3 separate regions of the Mus musculus genome follow, and all the other regions are linked to region 1. A link is a loop called in an ENCODE intact Hi-C map of the cell type or tissue named here. Cell type or tissue: left cerebral cortex. All regions are shown on one strand. Links, peaks and the distances in the headings refer to the core of each region. The heading gives the core; the rest is flanking DNA.

Region 1 (11,047 bases), core at 1,544-9,543:
GATGACCTTGTTGAAGCCACTGGGGGTGGGCTTTAAGGTTTCAAAAGTCCATGTATGTCAAGCCCCATATCTTGCCTGTGTGTGTGTGTGTGTGTGTGTGTGTGTGTGTGTATGTGTGTGTGTGTTGATGTGTGTTAGTGTGCGTGTCTGTCTGTCTTTCTCTCTGTCTCTGTTTTTCTGTCTTTATCTTTTTTCTGCACTTGAATCCAATGCCATACTCCCCACCATGATTAAAATGTACTCTGAATCTGTAAGCAAGCCCTCAATTAATTGTTTTATGTTATAAGTGTGACTTTGGTGATGGTATAACCTCTTCTCAGCAACAGAACAATGGCTAAGACAGCCAGTCATGCTGCTATTTTAAAATCAAATTGGGTCCATCTCACCTCATCAGCCAAGAGAGGTGCTGAGCCTATTCTGAGATGAAGAACGGAGGCGACTCTCTTGTGATACAAACACTCAGTGTCTGTTGAGCACTTAAGGTCAGATGTGGTCCCCAACTTTAACTCATTTAATCTTCACAACATTTTGGGTAAGAATGTTAGCATCTACATGTGATTGTGAAGAAACTAATTTTCTAAGGTCAAGAACGTGGTGGGGAAAGATTTTGACTCTTACTGAACCCCTAAGGTCATGCTACTGAGACACTAGAGTGTGCGTGATATGAAACATGGGGCATGATCTGTTTTCTAATTACCATGATGGCAGCTAAACATCCTCCCTGTATAATACTATGAAGTCCATTAGAAGGCTGGGTTTTGCAGAACCACATATTCCTTCTGTGTGCTGAGAATTTTTCCATAGAAGTGTCTGCTGTGGCCTGCAACGTGATAGATGGAGGCTCAGCCAGCCCATTCCTGCCATTTCTCACCTCAAAGACTCTTTGCTTTGGTATCACCCAAATCCTTTCCTTCTAGGGACTCAAGAACTCCAATTCTCCTTTCCCAGGACAGGGCTATGGTCCTTCCCCCTACAATGTGTCAGCCTCTGCTCCCCAATCCTGCCTGGAAAGGTCTGGGTTGTCATCCTTGGGCCACTTTTATTTGGAGCTAGGGAGATCATTTATCAAAGACTTCTGGCCCCTTCTGGCCTCTAGATAATGGAAAATGTTCTCTGGTTCAAAACAGATCCAGGGTCTCCACATGGTATTTTCATACAAGAACACTCTGGGAGGGCTGTTCAGAGTCATCAAAAATTTGAATATTTATTAAGCAATTTCTGGAAGGCTGAAACAAGGTGACTTAGATGGGGTGCTTTTTAAATTCATAGCAAGGTGATTTTAAAAGTAGAGTTAGGCTAGAAAGACCTTATTGACAAGCAAAGGTGGGAAGTCACAACAATTCGAATCCCCCACAACACCCAGCAACTGAGTTCTAATCCCCCACAACACACAACAACTGAGTTAACCTTTGCTGAATACCTGCTATTGCTCAGGTATGCTTCTAAGGATTAATAGTCACTTCATCTTCAAAGCAATCCTACAAAGAAGGCAGTATTAGAATGCCCGTTCTACAAGCAAGGAAACCAAGACATGTATTTGTCCAAAGCCTCACAAGCTAATAAGTGGAAAAGCTAGGATTCTAACTCATGTCCTCTGAAGAAGACACTCTAGCACTCAGCCTTGTGCAATAAGTAATCAAATCCTATGACCACAGGACACATATATTGCCTGAAGTTGTAATTCTACAGGCCTGCATTAGAAGAAACATTGCTGGGATCGATACCACCAATGTATATGCATGTAATTTCTTAACATAACAGAATTTCAGATGCCCCCACTCTATATTAAGACTAATGCTAATTGCTTTGTCACATGGAAGAATTAAAGGGTACATTCTATATAAAATTCCAGGACCATTAACAACAATTTGAATTTGGAGCTGGAAAGATGGCTCAGTGGTTAAGAGCACTTACTGCACTGAAGAGGATGTGGGTTCACCCACACAGTGACTCATAATCGTCTGTAATTCCAGCTCCCAAGAGATTCGACATTTCTGATTTCTGCAGGCTCCTGCATGCACCTGATACTCAGACATACACCCAGGCATACATACATGCACATAAAATAAAATAAATAAATATTTTAAAATGTGTTTTCCCTTGGCACTACCAACTTTCCAAGCACTTAAATTCCTTAGTGCTGAATTTCTAAGAAATCTGCCTTTTCAGTTAAATTCATGGAGTGAGGGTTTTAAAGAGAGACTTGAGCTAAGTTTTATTATCCAATGCAGATAACTTTTTTGATGTGTATCAATCATTTTCATTTGTAATGTGGGTGGATTTTATATATCTGTATCTAGCTGCTGGGAGAGAAATCTTTAAAGCCTCAAGATGGGATTTTAAAAACATCTTTATAGATGAAAAAAAGCAAAAGTTTCACCTTCGAGGAAAATAAAAGAGAACATGAAGTCTATATATTTGAACACACACAATATCAAAAGAAAAAAATAAAAGACTGAGTGTGAGATCACAAATGCATGACCTTGACAGCAATTGCTTGGACAGCATAAAAGGGATTGCTTTGGTCTGCCATGGTGGAGGAGGCAGCCCAGTGTGTGCCACACTTCCACGGTCTGTCCCCATGCACAATGCTGCTGTGGGGCTTGAGGTTTTATGATTACAGATGTCTCATTCATTCTTTCATTTATTCCTTCCTTGTCCCATCTACTCTCTTTCCCCATGCATTCATCTCAGAATCTCCTCCGGAATCATTACCAAGTGGCAGGTACCATGGACAGTTCCGTTACAGATCCCTGCTTTATGGAGAGGCAAACATGTACAGTAATAGAAAGTGTTATCTGTAAACCACTCCAGCAGCAGGAAGACCAGAGAAAAATAACTCCAAAATAAATAGGGGAACAATATAATTTTTGCCCATTGAGAATCAATGAGCAGATGTGGAGCTGAAAGGATTTGGAATCACCCGTGGGTCTGTGGAAGGGCTATCTGTGGTCTGCAGCATAACTCAGGAGCTGACTGGGAAAGGAAGATAGCATGGGCATTCTTGTCCCCTAGTGAAGTGTGAACTACGCTGCACAAATAATCTAGGTCATTCTAATTGCCCATTCATGTCGTTCCCTCCAAAGTCTTTAGTTTTTCTGATTATTTTCCAGGTCAAGTCTGTGAAGGTAGAAAGCACAGGCATGGTCAAAGTGCAGAAGGGGAAAGACCTTACTCACAGCTGGGATCTGGGTGTTTTATATCTCCTAAACTTGCATGTTGAGACCTAATTGCCAATGTCATGGGAGCAGAAGGTGAGGCTTTGAGGAGGTGATTCAGCCGAGAGAGCACAGCCCTTTTAAACATGCTGAGTGACCTTAAAGGAGTGGTGTGTGGAGCTATTCTTCCCTTCTCCAGGTACTGATGCAGCAAGAGGGACTGTCGACAAGTCACAGGGTTTCTACAATCCACAGGGTTAGGGTGAGCCTCTCTAGACATGGAACAAGCTGCTACTTGACCTCAGACTTCCAGACTGCAGAGGACTGAGGGGAAAGTTTCTATCATTGGCCAGTTACTCACATATTTGGATATAGCAGCTGAAACAGATTCAGACAAGCATCTTCTCCTTCAATCTTAGTTGGATTTGTGTGTGTATGCATATGTCTACATACATGTGTGCATATGTGTACATATGTGTAGATATGTATGGCATACAAAGGTTAGCCTTGAGTACTATTCCTCAAGCTATACACCTTGTTTTTTGAATTTCTAAATGATCTAGGGCTGATTAGCCTAGGATAGACTGGGTAGTCATCAAGTCCCAAGTATCTGCCTGCCCAAAGCTGAACACACCACCAAATTTCACGTGCACACGTGTGCATGTGTATGTGAGTATGAGTGAGTGAGTGAGTGTGTGTGTGTGTGTGTGTGTGTGTGTGTGTGTGTGTGTAGGTTCTAAGAATTGGACTCAAACCCTCACGATGAAACAAAGCCCCAAACCCCCAGCGTTGTTTTTTTTTTTTTAACAAGCTGGTTTCTGACCCAAAGAGGTTATAAGATTTGCCTAAGGCTACAAAGCAAAATAAGATGCTGTTTCCCTAGCCCCCTCAATGCCTACACTTGATGCACATACCACATTATGTGAATATCCCTCAGACACCCCAACAGAGCAGCTATTATTACCCTCTCCATTGCAAAAGAAAGTGAAGTCCTTTGGTCAGGAAGCAAGCCATGTATAAGGCCACACAACCACCCTAAGTGTTCGAAACTTAAGCTGCACCAGCTAGAATCCCTTTTCTGGTCTTGGTCTCTCCTGTATGCTTTCCTGTAGGCTTGCTGCCGCCTAGAGGTAATCATAGAGCAACAGGCCCAAGGAAGGCTTTGTCTTGGGCAACAAGGAAGCTAGGTGCAGACTTGGAGGCTATTTTCATCCTCTATCAAGCTCAGCCCAGCAGCATCAGTTCTGCCACCCACTGTTGCCCCCATACCCCAAACTTCCTCATTCCTTCAACTGAGCCTGGAAATAGGTGCACATCTCCCTAGAGGGATCCGTTTACACTGATGCACAGAGCCAAAATGATACATCCTTTTGAAACAGTTGAGAACAAACTGTAGGTTTTCACAATGAATCTGTGTCCTTCAAAGTGCAGCCAAGGTGGAGCTTCATTCTGAAAGGACACACATAAGCACAAGTATAGGTGAGTAGGGGTGCAACTAAGGTTTTCCTACATCCTGTTCACTGGTGACTATCTATCTGCAGCATTCTATATAGCAAGTCTAACTATTGGTAGCTACCACCCCACTTTGAATAATACATTTCCACAGAGCCGATGGAGGCGACAAGGGACCAAAGAACAGACCAATAGCACAGCCTAGTGGCAAAGTCAGAAATGACAACTTCATTCTTCATTGTCACAGGATGAAAACAGAGAAGGGAAATAGAGAAAAGTCCCGTGTTTCCCAAGCCTAACAGTTCCACAAATGTCTCAGTAGTCCTGCCCCATTTCAGCCACAGGGATAGATGGGCAGAATGTTGCAAAAGGTTGAGATAAGTATTTGAAGAAGAATCTGATGGAGTTCAAGAAAAAAGAGTCACAATGACAGGGATACTTGGCAGTTCACAATCAACAAGGCTTTGGCAATTCCACTTTGTGTGTGAAAATAGGGAGAAGGAGAGAGACAGAGACAGAAAGAAAGACAGAAATACAGAAACAGAGAGGTGTGTCACATAAAAAAAACATGTTTATACTTTCCAGCAGTGCTGCATGCAATTTAAGTTTTCCTAATGTGACAAAACCATGCTCTCAAGCAAGCATCTCAGTTGTGAGGTCCTTCTCTCCAGGTCAGCTGGAGTCCGTGCTTTTAAGAAAATTATAATCTTCTACCTAAACAAACAAAAAACTTGTAGCATTGACATAAAAACGTAGCCATCTCATCAATGAAAGAAGGGGATCATGAAGCAACCACTGAGTATTCAAAGCTGCTCTACAAGTTGACAAGAAACCCAGGGGCTTAACCAGTACCCCTTCCATAGCATCTGAATGACACAGATGGTCAAGCCCCAGGCTAATGGGCATACATGCTGGCATCACTGCTAAAATAATTGTTCTGTCTCTCTGACTGTGGGTTTTCTCCTCTGCCATGTTGGAGCAATGATGATAAGTTTTGCACATGGTGGTTGTTAGAACTAATGTAAACCACATTGATCATCAGATACTAACATCTCAGCCGGTGGTGTCTGTCAACAGATAACTAGGATGAATAAATTATTTAATGTAGCCAATGACAAATTTACCCACCAACCATTGCTTCCTAAGAGACTAACACTAAGAACTAGGAACTCAGACCTGGCCAGATTTCTTCTTGAGTATCCAGAACCTGCTTCCAAAGTGTGGTATGAGAGCAGGCTGCAACATCCTCACCAGGAACTTATTAGACAAGCATGTCTGAGGCCTCTCCCAGATCCACCCAATCAAAATCTGAAGTTTAAAATAATGTCAGAGTTTTCAGTCTAAGAAATCCTGCTGGCCTGTAAAACTAGAGGCTGTCTAAATGCTGGTCTGTGTGGAGTGAAATCTAGTTTGAATGAAGCAAGGCTTTTCCTTTCTGCAAATGGTCCCTCTTCATTGGAGGAAAGATATAACTGGACTATTTGGTGGCATTGTAATGTCACTTGGGGAAATCAACAAGTATCCTTCCTGTGCACAAGAAGCCAAGGAGTGATATGTATTCACAAAAATATGAACAAGCCTTTGGAAGAGAGTGACCAGAAATTCCCACATTTTGTTTAGGAAAGAATCCCTGCCTAAGGTAGGTAGGCTAGGCTGAACTATGGTTAGAACACGATTAATCACCCCCCCCAAAGTTTCGCTGATACTTACTTCTCCATGTAACAGAATTTAAAGGTGATAGATGTCTTAAAAGGTGGTACCTGGTAGGAGTTGACTGAGTCATCACTCCATAAAGGATTACTGCTGGACTCCTGGTAGACGAGATCTCACATGACTAGATTAGTGCCCACCCTACCTCTTAAAGTCTCAGCACCTCTCAGCATTTATATCTAGAGACAAACTACACACAACACACAACAAGTATACTGAGAGAAGATCAATTTGGGGCCTGAGGATTCTGCTAACACCTTATACGTAACTGAGGAACAATGGAAGGCAACTATGACTTCTGGGAGGGAGTCATAGTTCCACATCTCTTTAAGAATAATCTTCCTAATTCGATCCTTCTTAGAAGGGGGAACAAAATACCCATGGAAGGAGTTGCAGAGACAAAGTGTGGAGCAGAGACTGAAGGAATGACGACCCAGAGACTGCCCCACCTGGGGATCCATCCCATAAACAACCACCAAACCCAGACACTATTGCAGATACCAACAAGATTTTGCTGACAGGAGCCTGATATAGCTGTCTCCTGAGGCTCTACCAGTGCCTGACAAACACAGAAGTGGATGCTCATAGCCATCCATTGGATGGAGCACAAGGTCTCCAATGAAGGAGCCAGAGAAAGTACCCAAGGAGCTGAAGGGGTTTGCAGACCCATAGGAGTAACAACAATATGAACTAACCAGTACCCTCCAGAGCTCCCTGGGACTAAACCACCAACCAAAGAAAACACATGGTGGGACTTGTGGCTCTATCTGCATATGTAGCAGAGGATGGCCTAGTCGGTCATCAGTGGGAGGAGAGGCCTTTGGTCCTGTAAAGGTTCTATGCCCCAGTATAAGGGAATGCCAGGGCCAGGAAGCTGAAGTGGGTGAGTTGGTGAGCAGGGGGAGGGGGAGGGGATAGGTAGTTTTCAAAGGGGAAATCAGGAAAGGGGATAACATTTGAAATGTAAATAAAGAAAATCTCTAATAAAAAAAAGGAAAAAAGAGAAAAAGAGAATAACCTTCCTAAAAAGTAACAGATACCAGGTGGATGTCCTATCTCTGAATTTCAGGACCTCCAGGTTCTAAAAATGGCCTTCAACAACTTCTTTTACTGCCTCATGTCTCAGTTTCCTTATCTCTAGGAGTGAATCATGGAAATCCCAAAAGCTACTTCCTGACTGCTGGATGAACTTAAGTTGCATAATGGAGTAAGGTATGGATATGCAAGGTCAGGAAGAATTTCAGTGGGATCCTTGTTGTGCAAGCCTGAGGACCCAAGTATGATGCTCAGAACCCATATGGAAGACGAGAACCAAAGAGGAGTGAAATTGTCTCTGAGTTCCACAGATGTCTTAAACACACACATCACACATATACATGATGATGAGAGTGATAAACTATCAGCTCTGGGAGAAACAGCATGTCTCATTGATCCCCAGTGCCCTGCACTTCCCACAGTATATGGCCCATCTTGTGATCAGTGGGTCTTTCTGACATCAGCCAGAATCAAGGGGTATTTAGAAGCAGAGACCTGTGACTCCTAGTTGGACATGCCTCTGTTTCCTCTCCTTTGAGTTCTTTACCTTTAACGTGTGTTCATGGTCCCCTGCTTTCCAAAAGGAGCTACCTCACAGAAGTGGTAGATAACACAGAGACCCACAACTGACCAATATGCAGAAAATAAGAGACTGAAAAAAGCTCAGCCCTAAAGGTAACATATATACCAGATCCCCTCTTCAAAAGGTTCAGGGATCATTATGGATGGGGAATCAGAAAGAGTGTGAGAGCAAGAGATGCTGGATGACTACAAGAAACAACTTCTTGTAAACAAGAGTAGGGCATCTCTGGTGGATTGAATATGCATGGCGCAGGGAGTGGCACTTTTAGAGGTGTGGATTGTTGGAGTAGCTGTGACCTTGTTGGAGGAAGTGTGTCACTGTGAGGGTGTGCTTTGAGAGTTTCCTCCTAGCTGCCTAAGGTTTGCAGTCTTCTCCTGTTTGCCTTCAGAACAAGAATTCCCAGTTCCTCCTGTGCCATGCCTGCCTGGCACTGTCATGCTTTCACCTTGATGATGATGAAATGAACCTGTAAGTCAGTCTTAATTAAATGCTGTCCTTATAAGAGTTGCCTTGGTCATGGTGTCTGTTTACAGCAGTAAAACCCTAATTAAGGCACATCTGTACATATGAACTCACAGCATGCACAAAACCTGTGTATCCTCAAGACAGTCTAAATCCCATGGATATATAACTTGAGCACAAAACTCCAAACCTAGCTAAATAGCTATTGGCAAAGATGCTGGGAGAGAAAGAGATCACTTTCTTTAAATGTGTAACACTGGGTAAGTCAATGACACTCCAATGGAAGGCTGTATATCCAAAGAATATTTGAGCAGCATAAATTGGTCTGAAACTTTAAGGACACAAATGTGGGTGAGTAGTGACGGGGTGGATCTGCAAAGCATTTGGGGAGAGGAATGAAGATCAAAATACACTGTGTAGAACTCTCCAAGAACTGATACTTTTTTATATAAAAGAATGATCTAGCTGGAGGCAGGAGCAAAGAAGGCTTGAGAGAGATAGGACTGTGTGTTGGCCTTTAGCTACTGTCACGGAGTCACTAGGAAAATAACAAAAGAAGAAAGGTTAGTGGAGCTTACACACTCAGAGATTTCAGTCCATCATGGCCTGAAGGTACAGTAAACCTGAACAGCTCACATCATGGTAACACACAAAACTCCACGTGTCATCTGGCTTGTTTCTTTTCTTTCCCCATTCTTTTTCCACACAGGCTTCCAGCCTAGGAAATGGTGTGACCCACATTCAGGAAAAGTTGTCTCCATTTATTTAACACTTCTGAAAGTACTTTGACATATACAGAGGTGTATCTCACTAGATGCATAAGCACTTGACAAGCTAATCAAGTTGACAAGCGTAACTATTACCAGTCCACTTCTTGTCGACTTGATACCCAGACACATCGACTAAAATCATAACTTTTCTGCCATGACTCTTGAAGGCTCATGTCCATCTAATAAAGCAAAATGCAATTACCCTTTTTCCAAGAGTCTCCAAAGCCTTAACAGTCCCAATGCTGTTCAAAAGTTCGGGTTTAAAGTCTGCTCTGAGACACAAAGCAAGCCCTTAGCGTTTAAGTCCTACAATTTCTTTTATTAAGTTAACAGTACTGACATACAGTGGCACAGGGGATTAATTCTCATTCTAAACAAGAGGAATAGAGTGTGGCAAAGACAGTGCCAATACAAGACCAAAACCCAGGAGGGTGAACGCCGAATCCTTTGGATTCACGCCTGTTATCTAAGGCATACAATAGCATAATAGAAGTTCTCAAGAATTTGAGCATCCCCAGTGTCACATCGTTGACAGTCATAGCTCACGTGACTTCTCTTGGGATGACTGCTCAATGTCTGAGGCTCTTTTGAAGACATTTCTTGTTTTTAACATCACTGAATTTCTGACATCTTCGTTGCATCTTCAGTATCACCCTCACAGCTTCACATGTTTCTCTCAAGTGCTGCATATAGGATCCTGACCCTAACGTATATTGCCTGGCCACCCAAACCTGCCTTGGAAACGTGGTCCATGATCTCAGGACTCATAAGTTATACATGACTACAAACTAAGCATCACGTGGATAACTAACAGCAGGGTTTGAGCAGGAACTGAGTCCATTTGTAGCATAACTGCAAAGGTTTCTGTGTTGCCTGGCCACTGAACACGATGAAACACATCTGAGGTAACAACTTCCCCAGCCCAAATGAGTATGGCAAAGTCAAAAGAGTTTACCCTTTCAGACTCTCTATTTAGGCCCTGTAATATATGAGGTCTCATCAATTACTTAGATACCTTCGAGGCTAACTTTCTTATTGTCCTGATATGAAACACGTGGCTTCTTTTTTATTTTTGATTAGATATTTTCTTTATTTACATTTCAAATGTTATCCCCTTTCCTAGTTTCCCCTCTGAAATTCCCTTATCCCCTCCTCACCACCCACCACTCTCCAGCCCACCCACTCTGCTTCCTGGCCCTGGCATTCCCCTATACTGGGGTATAAAACAGGACCAAAGGCCTCTCCTCCCATTGATGACCGACATATGCAGCTAGAGCCATGAGTACCACCATGTGTGCTCTTTGGTTGGTGGTTTAGTCCCAGAGAGCTCTGGGAATACTGGTTAGTTCATATTGTTGTTCCTCCTATGAGGCTGCAAACCCCTTCAGCTCCTTGGGTACATTCTCTAGCTCCTTCAGTGGGGACCATGTGCACTGTGAGCATCCACTTCTGTATTTGTCAGGTACTGGCAGAGCCTCTCCGGAGACAGCTATATCAGGCTCCTGTCAGCAAAGTCTTGTTGGTATCTGCAATAGTGTCTGGGTTTGGTGGTTGTTTATGGGATGGATCCCCAGGTGGGGCAGTCTCTGGGTGGTCATTCCTTCAGTCTCTACTCCAAACTTAATTCATGCCTTCTTTACAGTGATGTTTTGTAATCTCTTCAGAAGCCATGATTTCACTAGTACTAATTCTATATAGCTTTCTCAGAACATGCTGATTTTTTTAATCTATCTGCTTCTCTTACTCCTCCTGTTTCTCATTGCAAACCTGGCTAAAAGCAGCCAACCATATCTATGCTATAGCCTAAATATTCCACTACCTTGAAATCTTTTCCACTATATAAGTCTTCCACCACTTTTCTCCATATTTCCACAGAC
Region 2 (11,047 bases), core at 1,641-9,640, 900 kb before region 1:
ACAAACCCACCCACTCTCACTTCCTGGCCCTAGCATTCCCCTATACTGGGGCATATAACCTTCACAGGACCAAGGGCCTCTCCTCCCATTGATGACCAACTAGGCCATCCTCTGCTACATTTGCAGCTAAAGCCATGGTTATCCTGAGTTTTCTGTTATTCCAGATGAATTTGGAAATTGCTCTTTCTAAATCTATGAAGAATTGACTTGGAATTATGATGGGGATTGCATTGAATCTGTAGTTTGCTTTTGAAAAGTAACCATTTTTACTATATTAATCCTGCAGATCCATGAGCATGGGAGATCTTTCCATCTTCTGAGGTCTTCTTCAATTTCTTTCTTCAGAGACTTGAAGTTCATCAATAAGACAAAAAGGCAACCAACAGATTAGGAAAAGATCTTTATCAATCCCACATCCGTTAGGGAGCTAATATCCAATATATACAAAGGACTCAAGAACTTACACTCCAGAGAACCAAATAACCCTATTAAAAATGGGGAAGAGAGCTAAACAAAGAATTCTTAATTGAGGGATACTGAATGGGTATAAGAAGCACCAATAAAATAAAATAAAATAAAATAAAATAAAATAAAATAAAATAAAATAAAATAAAATGTTCAACATCCTTAGTCATCAGGGAATGCAAATCAAAACAACCTTGAGATTCCACTTCACACCAGTCACAATGGCTAAGATCAAAAACTCATGTGACAGCAAATGCTGGTAAGGATGTGTAGAAAGAGGGACAGTCTTCCATTGTTGGTGGGTTTGCAAGCTGGTACAAACACTCTGGAAATCAGTTTGGTGGTTCCTCAGAAAATTGGGCATAGTACTACCAGAGGACCCAGAAATACCACTCCTGGGCATATACCCAGAAGATGTTTCAACTTGTAATAAGGACACATGCTCCACTATGTTCATAGCAGTCTTATTTATAATAGCCAAAAACTGGAAAGAATCCAGATGTCCCTCAATAGATGAATGGATACAGAAAATGTGGCACATTCACACAATGGCATATGATGCAGCTATTAAAAACAATGAAATTATGAAATTCGTAGACAAATGGATGGACCTGGAGGATATCATCCTGAGTGAGGTAACCCAATCACAAAAGAATACTCATGGTATGCACTCACTGAAAAGTGGATATTAGCCCAGAAGCTCAGAATACGCAAGATACAATTCATAAACCACATGAAACTCAAGAAGAAGGAAGACCAAAGTATAGATACTTCAATCCTTCTTAGAAGGGAGAACAAAACACCCATGGAAGGAGTTACAGAGACAAAGTGTGGAGCAGAGACTGAAGGAATGACCATCCAGAGACTGCCCCACCTGGGGATCCATCCCATATACAACCATTGAACCCAGACACTAATGTTGATGCCAACAAGTTCTTTCTGACAGGAGCTAGAGAAAGGACCCAAGGAGTTGAAGAGGTTTATACCTCCATAGGAGGAACAACAATATGATCTAATTAGTACCACCAGAGCTCCCAGGGACTAAATTGCCAACCAAAGAGTACACATGGTAGGACTCATGACTCCAGCTGCATATGTAGCAGAGGATGGCGTAGTTGGACATCAATGGGAGAAGAGGCCCTTGGACCTGTGAAGGATCTATGCCCCTGTGTTGGGGAATGCTAGGGCCAGGAAAAGGGAGTAGATGGACTGGTGAGCAGGGGAAGTGAGGAGGGGATAGGCAGAGGGGGTTTTCACAGGGGAAACCAGGAAAGGGGATAACATTTGAAATGTAAATAAAGAAAATATTCAATAAAATAAAAAATATTTTTAAAAATGAAATAAAAAAAAGACTGCAGGTTCAACTTCCTTTCTCCAAATAATAACCCATCCAGCTAACATCAGAGATTCTTGAAATGCTTTCCCATACTAATGATGCCTTTTCATATCCTAAGCCTTCAGACAAGGACCTTCTCTTTCTGTGGGCATTCCTTCTCCTTGAATAAGTATATGCCTTTACATCTTCTACCAAATAAAGAAATATGAACAAGCAATAATTGTCTCAGACATCTTCTTCATTAATGATCTCCACAGGAAAGGTATCACTTAAAAGAGCCATGCCTAAGACTTCTGAGTAAGGTTTTTCTCCTCTGCCCCTCTAATCCTCAGCACTCACTCCAAATTGGAGCTGATTCTGTTCATCTCAGGCTCTACCTTCCCATTCCTGCTTGGCAAGTAGATGTCTGGAGGGGAAACATAGACACCCCAGTCCCATACCTAACTTCCTCTCCTGGTGGTATACTCCACTGCTCCCATCCCAGTCTGGAATGTAATGGTATCTGACCACCAGTGGGAAATACTGGCTGTGGACTCGCCATTCTGGCCTTTCCCCTTACCCCTCTGGGTACCCCATGACAGAGAGGCAAACCCCTATACAACATTCATCACTGTAGAATTTATTATCTCAAGATCCATCTACTTGATCTTTCTTTGTACTAAATATGTACAAATAATATTGATGATTATGATGATGGTAATGATGATATAACACCACCAAAGCAGTCATATGAATTTACATTCATTTTCCTCGTGATTTATATAACTCTTATTAATTTCTCCAAGAAACCCTACACGTTGGAAATTTCCATTATTTCTACCTCACAGGTAAGAAAATCAAGACATAGAGTAGTTGAGTCATTTTCTCCATAAAGCTATCAGCTCAATTAGTCCATTCCCTGCTGCTTATTCTGAACATTGACACTACAGTGTATCTCACTTCTGTTTGTCATTTAAACATAAACAGATATTCTTACACATAGGAAAACATCATGTTTCCTTTGCTTATCAAGATGAACAATTCCAAAGACATCATGCACAGCCTACTGTACCTGCCTGTCTCCTGAATTCTCATGAATTAGATTTATAATCTCTCTTGTATCCTATCAATACACACTCCAGTTTAATAAACTTTTGAATCTCACAGTGCTATAAGTTTCCAACCTTGGGAGCTTTATCCAAGAACTTTACACCTGAAGAATCTTGTTCAAAAGCCACTTGGTAACTCCTTGGGGTTTGTGCTCTTTGTATGCCTCTTCTGTTGTCCTCCTAAGTTCCTTGGGCAATCAGAAATGGTCCCTCATGTCCATGGTGGCTAGAGCTTACTCTTTCATAGCACAAATCAACTCAGCTGGAGCAAGTTAATAGTTCTGTCTGGGCCTACCATTATATATAAAACCATTAACATATATGCTAATTCAGTAAGCTGAGTAAGTTGTTAAATGAATGAACTCCTGGTTGATGTTAAGGAACTATAGATTTAGGAAACTCATCAGGAATGAGCAAGGCAGCTAATTATTAGAAATAAAAAGTTCATTTTTTCTCAGATATACTTTCCTAATAAATGGTTAAAACCCTGACACACCACTTAAGTCTTCCAGCTTTAAGGCAGGACTAAGTTTCAAAGCAACCCCTAACTCCACTCTGAAAGGGCCTACACTAAAGCTACAACCAACCTGAGCACAGAGTGGGGTGTGGAGGCAATGGTAGGAAACAGTTCTTCCCTTCCCAGCAAGCTGTTCTAGGAAGATATGGGGGGGGGTTACTTTTCTTAGCTTAGAAGGAACATCCTAGTGCCCTTCCTGGCCCAATGGCCCAATGATTAAAGATACTATGATATCCTTCTTTTTCTTAGCCATACCCTTTTCTCCTCCTCCTCCTCCTCCTCCTCCTCCTCCTCCTCCTCCTCCTCCTCCTCCTCCTCCTCCTCCTCCTCCTCCTCCTCCTCCTCCTCCTCTTCTTCTTCTTCTTCTTCTTCTTCTTCTTCTTCTTCTTCTTCTTCTTCTTCTTCTTCTTCTTCTTCTTTCTCTCTCTCTCTCTCTCTCTCCCTCTCTCTCTCTCTCTCTCTCTCTCTCTCTCTCTTCCTCTCTCTCTTTTTCTCTCTCTTTCTCTCTCCAGGTTACCCAACCCATGCCAGTGAGTCATAGTTCCCAGTTGTAGGTCCCTGGACATGCTGCTCCTGCCATAATATATGCCATGGATCTTCTGTGCCAGATGGCCTGCTCAGTATTTTATATCCAGAGGTCAAGGCTCTTAAGTACTGTCAAGGAGACAGTTAAAAGATCATAGCACTCAGGAACATATTAGGGCCCAGGGACACTGAGAGAACTTTCCCAAAGCCACATGACCAGAAAGCAAACAGAAATCCCAATATAAGACAGTTCACTCCAGCTCCTCTTCCTATATGCCCATTTGTCTGGTTCTATAAAATGAAGGGTTTAGAATGGTTGCCATTCCAGTTCTTTTATTTTATGACTTCACCCTCACTTGTGATTGGGGCAGGATTGAAATTACTTTGGAGTCTTAGTGCCTACCAAATCATAATCAAATTGCTGCTTGGTCCAACGCCCAGGACCAAATACATTCTTTGTCCATGCCTTAGCCTGCATGATGATGGTGAGGACATGTTTTCTGTCTTTTCTGAAGCTCTGAGAGGGGGGAGCTGCATCTTTTGTGTTCCCCACAATAAGACATTGGCCTGCACAACACACTGACCTGCTCCTTTCCTCTGCCATCAAGTCATCAGTTCCTAGGATGTCTCAACCACTATAATTTATTTTAATAAAGAAGCCTTCCAGCCACCCTTTGCCAACACATCTGGCCAGATCCTATTTGGTTTCCTGCAAGAATACTCCCCACCATCCAAAATGATGGAGCTGGCCAGCACAGAGAAAGGCCATTTCGCCTCTGTCTGACATCCAAAGACCAACAAATTTAGTTTTTGACTATTCATCCAAATAATAACATATAAAAACAGTACAGATTTTTGTCTGTTTTCAAAGCAGAAATTTAAAAATAGAACCTAGTTCTAAATTGTATGTCATAGTTTCTCTTCTTAATTAAAGGAAAATGGGTCAAAAAATAGCACTTGGCAATGAAACATGGAGGTGCTACAGGTTTCATTTCTTCTTATCACTACCTTCTAAGAAAGTTCCTCGGGGCTGGAGAGATGGTTCAATGGTTAAGAGCAGACTGGTCTTCTGGAGGTCCTGAGTTCAGTTCCCAGAAACCACATGGTGGCTCACAACCATCTGTTGTGGGATCTGATGCCTATTCTGGCACACAGGCATACATGCAGTTAGAGCACTCATATACATAAAGAAAATGAATCTTTAAAAAAACAAAAACAAAAACAAAACTTCCCCATTGGTCTCAGTCTCAGCTTTCACACAACATGTGCTTCAAACATTGACTTCACCCCAAGAGTAATTTTTCCTTTTATATTTTTTCTTTTTAAAATTGACTCCTTTTGAGAACTTCCTATGTGAATTATTCATATGCAGATCTCACCCCCTCCTCCCTCTTTTCCAATTCCTCCAGATATCCACTCTCCCTCCAAACTTCATGATCTCTTCTGAGTCCATTTATCATTGTTCTTATGTGCATGTGTCCAAGACTCACAAAAAAAATAAGCTATAAAATTTACAGGTAAATGGAACTTAGAAATAATAAGCGAGGTAAACCAGATGGAGAAAGACAAAGGCAGCATGTCCTCACCTGTTTGTGGATCATAGCTTTGAACCTGGAGATCTGAGTCTATAACAGAAAGTATCTGAAGCATCACGGAATATAGAAAGAAGTGGACCATAGTGGGGGTTGGAGAAAAGTTCTAGAGAGGGGAAGAATAGGAAGCAAGGCTTTCCTTCTTTCTATTTCAACCCTGTACTATGCAAACTTGCTTTGGGTTTGCATAATATCTAACTGACAAGGCATAAGGACATTTACAAAATTTTAAAAAACTCAGGTATTAAAATATTTTTTTCAGGAAAATGGAATAGATAAGTAAAAGACAAGAAAACTTAATGATGAATATTGTGGTCAAGCACAAAAAATAAAGCATAGGTGATGTAGAGAAAAAAACAATTATTTGTGTGTATAGCAGACATAATTCTTAGTTGGTCTTCACTTCCTTCTTCTACCGAGGCCAAGATAGGTGATTCCCATTCCTATTGACAGGTGACAAAACACATAGAAAGAGTTTATAAAATGTCTCCTCTGAGACATGTGGTCAAATGTTAATGTGAAGCTTCTCATCGTGAAGCTTAGGTGGTTTCTTTCCTTCAGTACTCATCAAGATTTCTGGGGAACCCTCTCTGGTACCAAGTACTGCATCACAGACCATTGGGGCTCTATAATGTCATCATGCCTCTGTGGGTGGGGCTGGGAAAGGATGAAAGGTACAAAATTTAGCATCTCATTTGAAATTTGAGAAGGAACAGTTGTTTTTGTTGTAGATCTTAGGAAGACATGAAGAGGGAAGAAAGGTTTTCTATCCTTCATGTACTTACAGCCTAAGAGGTTAGAGACAGTCAACTTTCAATCCATACAGGAACTCTTTTACAAGCTAATAGAGAGGTGAGCTCCTACTTTGCACTAGATGACCTCCAATATGGCTGGAAATCACCACTACCCAAGACAGTACTTCTGCTGAAGAAGTGTGATCATCCACTGGGTGGAGCTCTGTCCTCTAATCCTAATCACTCCAAGACATGAGGACTTTGGGGTTTAGGCAAATGTCTCCTCTCAAGACCCTTATGAAGAAAAATTAAACTTGTTGCAACAATTCATTGATATCACTTTATTGTTAAGCTAATATTTATTAACCAGTGGTGGAGCAGACATGCAGTACTGGCACTTGATATCTTCTTTGTCAGAGAGCTAGCCTGCCTTCTCCTACCTCCCACTTCTTTTTGTAATATTGATTGGACTTCTGATTAATGAAGTAATACATATTAATTATAAGCACATTAGAATATAATGTAGATAAACACATCATTATTAAATTCTAATTCTGGACCAAGTACTGTTGTTTGCTACATACACTTTAATATACATTGCTTCATTTAAAATTCACAATGACCCTGCAAGGTCATCTTTATTTCTACTTCAGAAAAGCGGCTCAGGATCCAAACCCAAGTACCTACCATAGCCCAAGAAAGACAATGCAACCTACTTAGAGCTAATGTGTCTTAATACTTTCTTCTAAATTTATCTTTTTACATAAACTTCCAATAATATACATGTGTGTAGTGGACATGCATGTGTGTATGAGAGAATGTACCCCTGAATATACGCAGAAGATATAGGAGGATATCTGGTGTCCTGCTTTACCATTCTCTGCTTTATTCTATTGTGAAGACAAAGTCTCTAACTGAATCTGTAGGCATGCTGGGCCAGTCAGTCCCATTAGCCTTCTTATTACTGCCCATCCCACTTCCACAGTGCTTGGGTTACAGAGTCAGACATCCAGGTTGGGCTTTGCACATGGATGTTGGAGGTTTTAATTTTCTGTTGTGAATCAAGCACTCCTACCTGCTTAACTATCTGCCCATCCCCAGAGCAACGTCATTTTTGGTATGAGATTAAGGTCACAATGCATGATATTAACCATAATATACAAGGCAAAGGATATGCTATGGATTAGTTTAAATAAGTCTTCTTAATTAGTTAGTTATCTGCTTTCTTATTAAGATAAATATCATGAAAAGTATTCTTGGAAATTAAATTTGTACAACCCACATGTTTTGTAGAAGAAATTCCTTTGAATTATGAGAGCTGACATGGATAAGCAGAGAAGAAGAAAAGGTGATGGTAAGCATAACCAGAAAGCATTAAATACATTCATGAAAATGTCAAAGAATAAAGTTAATAAAATTGCTGTTTCTTAAGAGTTTTAAGGTCATTGGTGCTGAGTATAGCCCTCCCAATAAATGTTCTATTTCATGTAACATGTACAGCTATGCCAAGACAATCCTTTGCTATTTTTCTATTATTTCTATACAAATGTAGCAATCTTGACTAGGTCATCCTGGCTCCTCATTCCCCAGTAGTAAAACATTAACTAACAGATACGAGATGATACTTAATATTTTTTAATAATTGAATGAATTGAATTGAATTGAATTGAATTGAATTGAATTGAATTGAATCGAACTGAGCTGAATTGAATGTGACTGCAGAGAGATTCTTAAGTTTGCTAGGTCTGCTGGGAAGAAAATAAGTTCAGTAGAACACTGTAGTATGGTCTCTTCTTCCATTTGACTCAAGGGTGCTTGATTTTCCCTATCTGTTCCTAGTTTCCTCTTCAGCATAAATCCTGGTGCAGATGGGGAAAACCATATTCTTTAGACTCCAAAGGGAGTGGAAGGCAACCCACTTCTTCCATGTTCCAGCCAGTTACACGTGTACAGGCTCTGTTCCATTTGAGTGTACAGCATCAGGAGCAAATGAATCATGTGTAGGTGGGGGTTTTGTGACCACCATCAGCTAGACAAGAGATTACTTCAGAGTTCAAACCTCTCTATTCTGTCCAACTCAAGGAGAAGAGAGCTGGTTTGTTTTAATGTAAAATTCAGGTTAAATGAGGAAAAATAGCCCTTAAACAAAAAGGAAGGAGCTCAGTTAGTGGGCAAACTAGTTTCTATTTCTCTAGCCTTTCACAGCTCACATGCAACTAGCTTCCTTGAGGGTCAGAACTGACAGAGAAGGCAGTATTATTTCTGTTTAAAAAGTTTATGAAAGTAGTATCTGAAATTTAGCTTTTTCACTGCCCCAGGAATCTGCAAGCAGTCAGAAACGATATAAATATATAGACCCATGAAGCCCAATCTGGTGTCTCCTCCTATTTATCATCCTCCTGTGATACCACCTGCCTCCCACCCTGTGTTTCAGATTTTCTTAGTATCTCCATCATGTACATACGCTCTTAGATCTACCATAATTTTTGCTGTGAGGCCACCTCTCAAAGTGGCTGAGTCCTGCCTCCTGCCTCAGAGATCATGCCCAAAGGAAAGGAAAGGGCAGGATGCTGTGAGTCTTTTCCATATAAGAAAAAGAAGCAATTCTTCCCTAGTCCCTTCTCTATCCTGAAAACACATCATTTTTCAGACATGCTATATAGCCCATCTGTCAAACAGAAGCACTTTTTATCACCAGGAATCTGGGCTATTTGCAAACCAGTGACCTCGAGGTAAAAAGATTCAGCCAAGTAGCTTGTTAATAAGCCAGAAAGCCTCTAAAGCCAAGCAACTCTCCCCCAACTGGCTGTCCAAATGACAACCATTTAGGAAGACATGGTGATAAGGGACATCTGTGGCAATGACTCCAGTGCACGCCATCCTGATTTCCCAGGGGAGCTCCCTATTTTTCAAGTGAGAAGTAGAGGCTTCCTTGGCGTGCCTTGCAATAAATCAGGGCTAAGAACTGAGCTTTCACCAAAATTATCTTGAAAAACCAGCAATACTTTCCTAACCACTCAGAGATTAGGAATGGCCAGCCAATGATATTTTGTGGAGGAATGAGTCCTAGGTATGTCTGCGACAGTGATCTAGCAAGAGACTGGGGCATCCAGCAAGGTAGCTGATGAGCAGATAATGTTATGATTGAAATATTTGGCAGAAATAAATCAACATGGGAGAGAGCAGGAATTAATGAATTAAATTCAAGAGTAGAAAGTGGACAAAATATATGTGTATCAGGAAATTCATTCATTCATTCATTCACTAAATATTTTCTGAGCATTTATTAAGTTCCAGGCACCATTCTACGTAACCTAAATATTAATTTACCTATTGACAAAATTGATAAGAATCTGTGTACTAATACTCTTTATATTGTGGTGGCATAAGACCATTAATAGACAACAAATTTAAGAAATAAATCACTTGATACAATATCACAGATACAAGAGATAAATCCAAAGGATGGTCTAAACTAAGACAGGATAAACATGGAATGCAAATACAGCTGTGGAAAGTGAGAATTGTGAGGTACCCCAATGGATCTGGATAGAGAGCTGAAGAGTCTGTGCAAGGCAGATAGGGGGAGTTAAGACAATCTGGCCTGGTTCGCCATTTGGAGCACTGAATTTAAAATAAATCAGTTAACAGTCAGAAATTGTCTATCTCCCAAAAGGAAGTCACTCAGCTAAGCTTGTGATAATTAGGAAAGAGTCCCTTGTCTTAGGGAACTGAGAACCAAGAGAAAAAATTTTTCAGTGTAAATGACATTATCTGGGGAAGTTAGCCAACCCCTATCTCCCACTCCAACCAAAACTCTACTCTTAAAGGCTCTGGTGCTATAGTGCAGTCATTTTCAATAAAACTCTCATCTAACTGTTAGATAAAGGGGAAATGTGAATTATAGATAAATGATTGTGAGCGGTAAGAGCCGCGACAGGTGCATGTAGGAGGCAGAGTGTCCTCAGCAAAGCTAAATGTCCTAAAGAGGATTCCTCAGCTAATCTTTTAACATCTGGTAAAAGTTGCCACAGCAGCTACGGAGGAGGCGTTCCCAGCAACAAAAGAGGTGGAGTACCAGCCATGCACAGAGGTTAGAGACAGAATGGACCACAGAGGAAACACACAACAGTTGCTACTGTTGGAGTCCAAAGAAATCACAGAGAGAAACTAGGACTGGGTAGTCCTCATTGAATGGAACAGCTGGCTTTTAGATCTATCGATCCTCTATCCCACAAGCTCACCCTTTCTTCTTGAGAAATACCACAGGCAGGGGTTCTGAGACTGACTTGGCTGCCCTCAGGCTACTGTACTGTGCCCTCCTTCCTTTGTTCCACCCTCAGGTCCTCCCACCTAAAAGCACTCTTCCTGCCCCATTGTGCTCTTCCTGACATAGTGTAGTCACTCCATAAGTGTTTGTTATTAAATCCATTCCTCAGCAGTTGCTTGGCTGGGGAGGGCGTCCCAGAAATGACAGTAAAGATGTGCCTTAAAGGTTTAGCACCTTCAGTAAGAGCACAAAGAATAAGAGCCCATGTCTGCTTTGGACATGATGATAGCTTCAATACGGTTGCTAGGCAGTTGTCAGGGAAAGGGAGGAAATAGAGAGTACAAAATGTTAAAGGCAGGTTTTGAAAGTTTCTTAAATGTTGTGCAGAAGAACCTAGACTTCATTCTGAAGATAAAAGGTCATTTGTTATTTTGGCAAATGTCCTTTGAACGCTTTCTATAGACGAGCTTGTACTGGAAGCTGAAGCTGTAGCTGTAGCTTCTGTCTTCTTAGAACAGGA
Region 3 (11,047 bases), core at 1,986-9,985, 1.5 Mb before region 1:
TGAAATATTCTAAATATAGATAAAGCAATACATTTATTTTCTACATTTTCCTGAATTTGTCTTTTACTTTTTGATTGGGAGTCTTGGTATCAGGCATTTCATAAGACTTAAGCAACAATACGTGTGCGTGTTTGTGTGTGTGTGTGTGTGTGTGTGTGTGTGTGTGTGTGAGCGAGCGCTCACATGTACTATCAGATAATTCAATCTTCTGTAACTTCAGTTCCAATGAATCTGTCAATCTCATCTGCCCTCTATTGTAAAGAGATATACATGGTGGAAAAAATCATGCACATAAAATTAAAATAACAGCCATTTAGTTGTGGTACATGCCATTAATCCTAGCTCTTGCAAGGCAGAGTCAAGTGGATCTTTAAGTTAAAGGCCATCCTTGTCTACAGAGTGAGTTTCAGGACAGCCAATGTTACACAGAAGAAACCTGTCTCTAGAAAACTACAGACACACACACACACATACAGAGAATAATTAATCAATCTACAAAAAAAGAAAAAAAAGTAAAAGAAAAAAGAAAGTAGTACAAAGATTTTTCTTGCTTTTAGGAATTCACCAGAAATTCTAAATTCACCAGGAATTTAGAATTCACCAGAATATAGATATAGATATAGATATAGATATAGATATAGATATAGATATAGATATAGATATAGATATAGATATATAGATATATAGATATAGATATAGATATAGATATAGATATAGATATAGATATAGATATAGATATAGATATAGATGGATATAGACATAGATAGATAGATAGATAGATAGATAGATAGATATAGATAGATGCATTTATGTAGCATAAACGGTAGCACATATAGCTTTCATTAATTTTTAAAATAATATTTTATATATATATATATATATATATATATATATATAGTTCACTTTTTTACTTTTATCAACTTCTCCCAGACACTACCAATTAATTATCCAGCAGACTTCATGCTCTTTCTCTTTCAAAAGCAGAAACAACAAGCACCAAACCAAAATTCCCAAACAGCATCCAAATAAGATGAAATACTCCTAAGTACAAGACCTGCCCTGAAGTGTGGCTGATATATGTAGTATCATTCCATTGAAGGAAAATAATTTTCCATCTTCCAGTAGGTGTCAATTGAAAATATCTTGTTGTTTAGGGATGGTACTTTTTTTTTCCAGTAGCCTTTTCTATGCTGGGATTTTTGGCTGGCTTGAAACTGTGAAGGTATTTAGCTTGTTGTCATGGTCTCTATTGAGTTCATATGGATATCAGCCTTGCTGGGTCAGAAAGGGACTGTTTCCTTGGAGTAATTCATTATCTCTGGTTCTTCCAACCTTTCTTCCTCTTCTTCCACCTAGATTCCCAAACCTAGAGAGAAGTGGTTTCGCAAAGATATCTCCCGAAGACTGAGTGTTCCAAGATCTCTTGCATTCTGTCCATTGTTTACTTAAAAAAAGAGGCTTCTCTGATGAGGGTTGAATACTGCTCTGATCTATGGCTATAGCAGTATATTCAAAAGAGTGTTTATTCCTATATTCAAAATCACAGTAGTAGGCTTTCAGCTAGGGCCCATGTCCTATATACTTTCAAGTTGTCTGCCTCATTAACAGTGTCAAATGTGTGTTCCATTTAATGGATTTTGCCTTAAATAATATTTTTTTCAGAAGCTTTTTGGTTAACCCTATAAAATTTGTACCACTATTGCAACAGTATATCTTGCCAAGCAGGTCACTATTGTAACTCCCAAGGTTCGCCGCTGGTTACTTTTCTCCTCTTGTAACATATGAAGCACCTTCCAACTCTACAAACACAAGTCACTACTGAAGATTCTACTTGACACCAGCTTGATTTTTTCAGTGACATACGTATATGTTTTATTATGTAATATGAGCTTACCATCAAATTTTGAGGATTCCCTGTAATGTTTGGAAATTGAAGTTCTCTTTAGGATCCCTTATTTCAATGCCTGTCCTTATTGTCTTCCTTCTCAGATTAAAAGTTACCATTTTACTAAGTTTACACAGCTTTAAAGAATATATTACATTATTTAACTTTGACAGCTATATTTCTCATTACTGCAGGAAAGTAAATGACCATTTATCACTTAAGCTGTAGGTCATACCCTAATGTCAATGATGAATTAAAAGTTATTAACATTGGGGCTCCTTAGATTTTGTACTCCTTAAATAGAGAAGGAATATAACATTTTTATCCATTTTCTAATATTTTTATTTTTTTAATATAATGATATATTTAAATGCTCTTCTGCTTTCCAATTTTTTAAAAATATTGAACTTCCTTTGTTCAGAAAAGGACAGTTTAAATACATTATTAAATTACATTAATATCATTTTAAGTGCATCAATCTTTGCATATTCATCTCTTTTGCATTTCAGTGCTATAAGTGTAGAGACCTTTTCCTCCTGTCATTGTTGTTTTTATTGTGTCTAAAACAGTTTCAACTGCTGAGCAGTGTTGGTGCATGCCTTTAATCCCAGCACGTGGGAGGCATAGGCAGGCAAATTTCTGAGTTTGAGGCCACCCTGGTCTACAGAATGAGTTCCAGGATAGCCAGGGCTTTTTGCTAAGGACCTGATGTAGTGAGAGAAGGAACAAACTTGCTTATTTAAAACAAGAAATATGTTTGGCAGAGACAGAGATGACCTGGAACCAGTGCTTTGGGAAAGGTGCAAGTTTAGGGCCTGAGAACCCAAGTTTTCCCACTGCATAGGGCTACAGTTATCAGTTCATTGACAGCTGTGAGCCATGTCTGTAGAGTTTTTTGAGATACCCTATGTTCTCGTGCAACACTGTTGATTAGCTTCATGTTGACTCTGTCCCATTGTATGATGATTTCTGCTGACTTTGTCTCATTTTTTCCCTGTAAAAAGTATATAAGATGCTGTACTTCTTAAACAGACTTGTTTGACATAAGATATAGGTTTTGTGTGATCTCCCAATCCCAAACCCTTTTATCTTATCTTCTATTGTCTTTATCTTCTGATTTCCTGGGTCTCTCTCTTTCTCAGAACCATCTTACTTAAAAATTATTTTTTGTTGTTATTCTTCATATTTTGGTCACTGACTTGAGTATTTGACATCTGTATACAATAAGCAACTTGATCTTACCACTACCCAATAGAAGATAATATCTAGAAATAATAAAAAAAAAAGACAAAAAAAAATCCTGCCACCTAGCTATATGTCCTCCAAATCTTATTGGCAAAGTAGGAATAGGTTCAGAATACCAAATTTACCTTCCTGACTTGTTAGGGATTTTCATGTTGCTTTTTAAAAGTTTGGCAAACAAAATTATCAGAAGATAGCATCTATCAGTCTTCTGTCAAAGACACTGAAACAAGAAATAGAAAATCATTCTGCCAGAACCATAAAGTCAGGGACAACATTGGAACTGATACTAAATGAAGACCCATACTGGAAAGCTAGCCTTATTGCTCAATGTAGCAAGCTATTGGCATCAATGTCTTCCCATAGAAAGTCATTGGAAACACCATATCTGGGAGTGACTACATGAAGTTTAGGAAGGCTGATAGACTTTCTTTCAAGAACCAATTGAGGGGACATTCAGAGTTAGCTTAGCAGCTAAGAGCATATTGTACTCCATGGATACTTGCACACATGGGCACACACATACACACACACACACACACACACACACACAAACACACACATACACACACACACACACACAAATACACATGCATTAAATTATTTCTAGAAAAAGCAATTGTGATACCTGGTAGGTGTCCATATGGAATAGGCCAGAAACCTGAAATCCTACATGTCAAGAACAGAACTTTGATTCCTGTTCCCTAAATTGGTTCACTAGAGCAAGTATGCCAGTTCGTTAGAATATTGCAAATCAAAGCTTTAGAGACCCAAAGAAGAGACTCGGCATACTAGATTGTGATGTCTGTAGAATTCTGGCACACAGACAAAACACAATTCATTTCAGGAATCATAATTTCTTCTCCATCTAAAGCGATATAAAAGGCTGATGGAAGATGCTCTTGGCAGTGTGTTAATGGATGCTAATTAAAGTCCTGCTTTGGACCAAAGGAAACAGCTGAAGAAAGCAGAACACAATAGAGCCTCGCAGATGGCTCCTGGAACAAGCAAGGTGGGCTCGGTGATTAAGACACAACACTGTGGAACTTCAGCAGCTGAGGCAGTTCTGTTTGCCTCATGTAGACACAGTATGAAGGTAATTATTCATATGTAAATGGTGTGAATTTTTTCTCCATTTTTAAAAGAAAACTGTCCTTATTCACTATGAATGCAAGCTGTAACAAGCAAATTCAACTAAACATCATCCTGTCGATTTTGTGGTTCCTTGCTTCTTTCTCTTCCTTTTTTTTTTTTTTCTGTTTGTAATGGAACTCCCTTTTTTAGACATGGCTTTGCAAATAAAAAGCATATAACATCTGGAACTTCTTAAAAATCAATTTCTTTTTCTCCTTTATTTTTCTGTTCTATAACTAAAAATGGACTTTCCAATTTGCATCCTGCCTTCTTCCCCTCCCTTCCCTTTGTAAAATAAATAAATAAATGCCACCTGGTCTAACAGCTCAGTTGCCCATTATCAGCCTGAGGCAATCCAAAGCTGCCAGTTAGTCAACGCAGAAAATATGGTTTCAAGAAGAAATGTGAACAGAGCCTTTGCAGTAGTGTAGTTTGGCATCCTGCCAAATCACAGACCCATGCAAATATGGTCCCACGTCCTAGAGACTTGGAAGAAATCCTTGCAATCTGGGCTTTGGTATATTAGCACCTTGACTTTTTTCTAACAAAGATGTCTCCAAAATTCAACAGTTTCATAGTTAATAAAACACATCAATGGCTCAGAAAAGCAGATCAGCACTCTGATGGAACTGTGGGGTCCTTGAGAAGATTGGTTTTCCATGTGTTCATATTCCTGGGATCACATGGTTCTGGGGCATCACCAGCTACTTATTGTGGTACCCCATAGGAACTACAAACACTCAAGTCAACACTTATTAGTCACTGATAATCAGTGTCACCAGACAGATGACTCATAAAGCATAAAAGTTGATATCTTAAATTATAGTCATGGGAAGTTCAGAATCAAATGAGCTCAGAAAATTCCACTCTTTCAAGAAATTTTCCAGCATCTACTTTTTGTCACTTTTCTCAATGTCAGACACTTAAGTAGTTATGACTCTGCATAAAAACTGATGACACTTGCATGGTATGGGAATTCAAATTCAGGATCCTACTCTTACACACATCACACATTGAGCCACATCTCCCACCCTCTTCTTGATCCTAAATATTTGCTACATTCCTTCTGTCTTCTGTAACATAGTACTAGTCATTGAGGTTATAAAAGGATAGACAACATTTTTAATAACACTATTGTAGAACATGTTAAGATAATGAATTGTTAAGAATGATAGTCATCTTCAGTGACTTCTGTAGCAGAAGCAAACTGTTTGAATACAGGAAGAAATCAAGACAGAAAAGGTACATGTAGATCTGGAAGCAGTGCATCACAAAAGGAATGCTTTCGAAATGGAAGGTATTTGCGATAGATTTTAATCAAAAGGTAAAAATATGGCTAGTTATAGGAGGTGAGGGATAGGGTGCAATGATTTTAAATTTGTCATTTTGTTATATTTTTAAAATGTGTATGGTGTTTTGCATTTTATTTTAAATATAGATGTATGTGAGGCAAGTATATATTTGGTGCCCATGGAGGCCAGAAGAGGGCATCAGATACCCTAGAACTGTAATTATGGTTGGGAACTGCCCTGTACATGCTCAGAATTGAACCGGGTTCCTCCGAAAGAGCAGACAGTACTCTCAACTGCTCAGCCATTTCTCCAGCTTGGAGCAAGCATTTTTAAATAAGAGGGCAAATGATTGAAAGTGAGATTTGTATCCAGGCACTGCTTTCAGTGAATCTTAAATCACCTCATCTGCCAAGAACCATACTCACGGTATGGGGAGTGGTAGAGGATGTTTCTTGATTCTTGCTTGATACCCACTAAATCTTTCAAATTATGATGGCTCCTAATATTAAGGCAGGGAGCTGAAATTTTTCTTCATAAAACTATAGGGAATCATTGAAGAATTTTCAAACAGAGCTGACACAGTATTGGATATTTGTTTTAAATTATTCATTTGACAAATGTGTGGAAAGAGAATTGTAGTAATACAGGTTTGAGTCAGAGGCCCATTGGAGATGATATTATAGTAGTTCAAATGATAAGTCTCTCAATAGGGAATCATTCTATTAAAGAAATCACCTCTATGTACCCTGAGCATTAATCAAACTTGGGCTAGATACCAGTCCTTAGGATTGGATCACTTGGTGGCTGTAATTATTATTGTGAGATAGAATATGAGGGGTAGGTTTATATTATCTATAGGAGAACTCTATTATACCTGAATATATACCTGTTACTTATAGCATATAGTGTATTTTAATTGTTATGAATTCATTGGTTCTAAGTTTGTGATAACTCTTTATTATATCATATAGTTAGTCCTTTGAAAACAATATACTGAGACCTGAAGAATGGCTTAGTGGTCAAGAGCAAATATTATTCTTGCAAAATATCCAAGTTTAGTTCTTAGCATCCACAGCTGTGGCTCAATACTATATAGAACTGATCTTCCAAGAGCCTGATGCCTCTGTTCTCCATGCACAACTGCACACATAAGCACACACCTACATATAGACACATTAACATATACATAATTACAAATAAATATTTTAAAGCAAGTAGATATGAATTCCTTTTGCATTGTCTTAGAGATGAACAACCAAAAGCACAAAGAGAAGAAAGAGTGTCCATATTTCATAACTCTTTAGAACAAAATGAAAGCTGCCAACAAACAGAATGCCAATGTTGCCAACGAATCCAGTATCTACAAGACAAAAGGGAAGCCTGTTGTCTTTTCCTGGCTCTTCTTTTCCACCTTTACATTGTGAATACAAACTGCACAGGTTAGTCTTTTATAGATTCTTTTGAATTGCTGAGTCCATTTTGGAGGAAGAGGAGAAGATAAACCAATACAGACGATTATTTCACTTCACAGGTCAAAATCTCTAAATGATGGTACATAACATCTCCAAGTCTAAGAGCCTCTAGTAGGCTTTCTTGTAGGCTGTGACTTTCACTGTTGTCACCTTGGCAATGACCCTTGCTTTTCTCAAAATCAGCCACAAAAAATTAAAGCTTGCAGAATGTTAAATAAATAGTTTATGAACTCTAAGGTGTAGGAGATTAATTCCCCAGGAGACACCTGAGGTGGAACACTAAATTTCTTTAGGCCCCTGTCACCTTTTTCATTAAACAAGTGTAACCAAATGCTACCTCCCAAAAGGTTCCCTTGAAGCGAAACAGCATGGGTTTTCAATGCACAAACATGCTTCAATCTCACTGTGATGATTATTCTTGCTTGTCTGCTTGCCTGGATCTGAACTCAAGTAAGAGATAACATGCTAGACACACTTATGGGAAATTTTCTTGATCAGGTTATTTGAGATAGGAAGAAGCAACACAAATGTGGGCAACAGTTTCCATGGACAGCTATATGACAGTGTGTCCTAGATAACAATTTTGATTTCTGTCTCTTTGCATTTGTGTCTTGCTAGTCACTTTCATCTTCCTGGTTGATGGTTCTATCTACTCTGCTCTTGTTACTGTTGATGTTGCTGCCATTATGGCTACATTCCTTTAGTAATAGCAGAACCCACTTTCTTCAGACTTATTTTGTGAGCTCAAGACCAGTGGCTCACCAGAAATCTTTTAGGTCTTCAGTACCACTTTAGGACTTCCAGATCTGGCCATGAACCCCCACCTATACCTGTAATTAAGGCCATTCTATCTCCTTGTGCATTAGCACAGAAGACAATCTGTTGTGCCTGGTCATTGTACCCCTATTACACCAATATCCATTGTCTATGAGTTGGGCTTTATCAGGCATTTCTCAGAAATGCAGAACGTTTTTATGTTGTTTCTTATCTACTTTACTTAGCTGGTTGTTGTGGTCATCCAAAGAAGCCTTGGTGTTTCGTGAGATTCTATAAAAACTTTCTTTTCTCCCAGGAATGTTAAAAGGTGCAATGTGTAGGATTTAGAACTGGGCAGTCAGAAATTCAGATTTTGGCACAGGTTTGTAACAGAACATTGAATGAAATTTTCATTAAAATTCTAAGTCACTCTGTGCCCCAGTTACTACCTCATAAAGTTGAGTTAAACACAAGATGGCAATCTTTAAGTATCATCGCATTTATGTATTTATCTCATCTACTCTGCTCTTACCCTAGTTCAAATTCGCAACATGCAATGCTAGGCCCATGCCACATAGTACCAACTGCTGTCCCAAATGACAACCTTTTCTCTATAGTATGTTCCACCTGCAGCTTCCTAAGTGTTTTAACAATTATGACGTCAAAAAGAACTATATCTATGAAGGTATTGTCATAGGGTGCGACCTGTTACTTAGCAACATAGCCCTGTTAGCCTGTGTAAGCATGTAGTACACTTCTCACAGCATCTTATAATTGTCTAATGATGCATGTTATAGAGCATATCACATCATCTAAAAACAAATACCAATAAAATACCAGTTCCCAGAACAAAGCTCTTTCCCAGGGCTCCTAGGGAGCCTCACCAATTTCACCACGATGGAGACACATACACAAATTTCTCCCTGGTTTTAAAATGTCATAATCTTCCAAATCCTAGTGTAGCTGTTTCCTTTAAGAGGAAGGGAGAACCCAGTTGAATAATGGGATGGTTCAATCTTTAGGTGTCCTTTCCCTTGCCCTAATAGCATCCCATTCTCTGCCACTTAAAAATTACCTGCCCATGGAGCACATGTGTTCCTTACTAACACACTGTTTGACTATTTATTTCTTATTCTTCATGCCATATTCACACAATGGGGTTTTGTCTGCCTCTTCCTGGTGCTATTAAGAAGAAAGACACATGAGTCAGTCATTCTAGACTCATTCTTGATTTCACCTAGAAAAGATTACATGGCTTTGTGTAATTACCTAAATTTATTCATTTTTCCCAAAGTGAATCAATTCTAAAGTACTTAATTTCAAACAGTATGTAACATGTGCTGATTTCTCCATGAATTATATTGCTATAATTTCTACTACTCTCCCTACTCATAAGACTGAAAACCACTCACAAACTATTCAGTAAATATATTAGCATATTGCTTGCTTAAAATCAATGCAGAGCAAATGAAACTTTCTCAGTTTGTGATGAAAATTACCAATAATATATTACTGGAGGTATAGCTTAGCGGCATAGTGCTTGACTCTCATGTGCTAGACTCTGAATTTAATCCATGATACTATAGATTGAGAATAATGGTAATAATAATTAACAAACCATAGACACATACTTATTATTACTATCAACACACTTCTACTTTTGTTGATTGTCAGAATGCTCAAAAACCTCAGAGAGAAAGATGAGTGTAAAGTAACTACCACGGAAGGCGATACAACTTCCAGTTCCCACAGAGAATCACACACAGCTCTGACACCAGACTGAAGAGAGCAATATTGCAGTTACTGTACACAGCCTAAAGTAGAGCATGGCAGGGTGAAAGGAATACGAGAACTCCTGTTTAGACTTACTGTAGTTGCACCAGCAATTCACTACATAAATATTCTTTCTCTAATTATTTAATGCCTACTCTTAGATAGATAATATATCTTTTAATGATTATACACACAAACTCACAAACAAATATTAGGTTTTTGGGTTGTTGTGTATGTTTCTTCATCTATACTATTTTTGTGTCTCTTTCCCTGGTTTTTACATTCTTATATCTTTTTCTTCCTTCCTTCCTTCCTTCCTTCCTTCCTTCCTTCCTTCCTTCCTTCCTTCCTTTCTTTCTTTCTTTTCTTTCTTTCTTTCTTTCTTTCTTTCTTTCCTTCTCTCTCTCTCTCTCTCTCTCTCTCTCTCTCTCCCTCCCTCCCTCCCTCCCCCCTCTCTCTCCCTCTCTCTTTCTTGTTTTTTTTTTGCTACTAAATTATAACTTTTTTACATTTGACAATGTCTATATTCTGAGAATCCTAACTGCATTCCTAATTTTCCTCCAAGTTATTCTAACAACTTCATTTTTTTCTGAAATTTATATATCTCTCTTTCCCAGCACTATTTTCCTCCAAATTCTAATCTTATAAACCAAAGTGTGAATAGACAAAGAAGCCACTGTTCAGTTGTTGTTGTTATTGTTGTTGTTGGTGGTGGTGGTTTATGTGTTTGTTTTGTATGTGTGTAAATGTGTGGGGTTTTGTTTTTTATTATATTCTTTATATTTACACAATTTTTATGTTTAAGTATATTCTGATCATATCATCCCCTCTGCTAAATCCTTTCAAATTCTTTCCTTGATCCTCCCCACTCAACTTCAAATTTTTCCTCAAAAAAAAAAAGAACAAAACAAAACAAAGAAAAAAAAAAAAAGAAAGAAACTAAAACCTAATAAAAAGCAACACAACCAAGGGGAGGGCACATAAAAAAAATTAAACACTGCCCTTAAACAAATAAATTAACAAGCAAATAAAAACATACCAAATTATACTCAAATAAAAGCTCTCTCTCTCTCTCTCTCTCTCTCTCTCTCTCTCTCTCTTTCACACACACACACACACACACACACACACACACACACACATACATACACACACATACACACACACACACACAATTGTGGAGTCCATTATATGTTGGTCAACCACTCCTGAACCTGGCCCTGCCTTGGAGTGGCTTATACTCTACCCAGTATCATCGGGAAACTGATTCTTCCTTTCCCAGTAGGTCTAAAGGAAAAATCAATTAGAAACTATAGCAGTAGCAATTAAGATCTTGTTCATTCATCTATTCATTAATTTCCTTATTTAAACCACCACACCAAAGTTGGACAAGGTAAAACAAAAAAAAAAAAAAAAGGAAAACGGAGCCCAAGAGAAAGCATAGAACCAGAGAACATACGCAACAATCCCATAAAAACACTGGGTATTGAAAA

What was found. Peaks named below come from ENCODE experiments on the same cell type or tissue, not always from the same donor. Only the 100,000 strongest peaks of a DNase experiment are listed, where the experiment ranks them.
Region 2: a loop joins it to region 1, with 3 times the contacts of the local background. A loop is called at or near these places in 3 of 42 quality-filtered maps.
Region 3: it touches region 1 in a loop (5-fold over the local background); 2 of 42 quality-filtered maps call a loop at or near these places.

What each region holds. Positions count from the first base shown.
Region 1 is chr15:68,422,368-68,433,414 of GRCm38, reverse strand. No RefSeq gene overlaps it. Among named protein-coding and RNA genes, the nearest start is that of Mir30d, 87 kb to the right of the region's middle. In left cerebral cortex, for the core only: CTCF peaks have their summits at 1,897, 4,272 (motif pointing left) and 4,821; DNase peaks (open chromatin) are centred at 1,963, 4,306 and 4,799; H3K27ac peaks cover 1,327 bases.
Region 2 is chr15:69,322,166-69,333,212 of GRCm38, reverse strand. No RefSeq gene overlaps it. Among named protein-coding and RNA genes, the nearest start is that of 4930504C09Rik, 57 kb to the right of the region's middle. In left cerebral cortex, for the core only: a CTCF peak has its summit at 6,471; a DNase peak (open chromatin) is centred at 6,456.
Region 3 is chr15:69,917,085-69,928,131 of GRCm38, reverse strand. It overlaps Gm19782 (predicted gene, 19782), which reads right to left and starts at 3,899. Exons shown (of 6, transcript NR_045071.1): 1 at 3,756-3,899. In left cerebral cortex, for the core only: a CTCF peak has its summit at 5,737 (motif pointing right); DNase peaks (open chromatin) are centred at 4,037, 4,721 and 5,784; H3K27ac peaks cover 177 bases.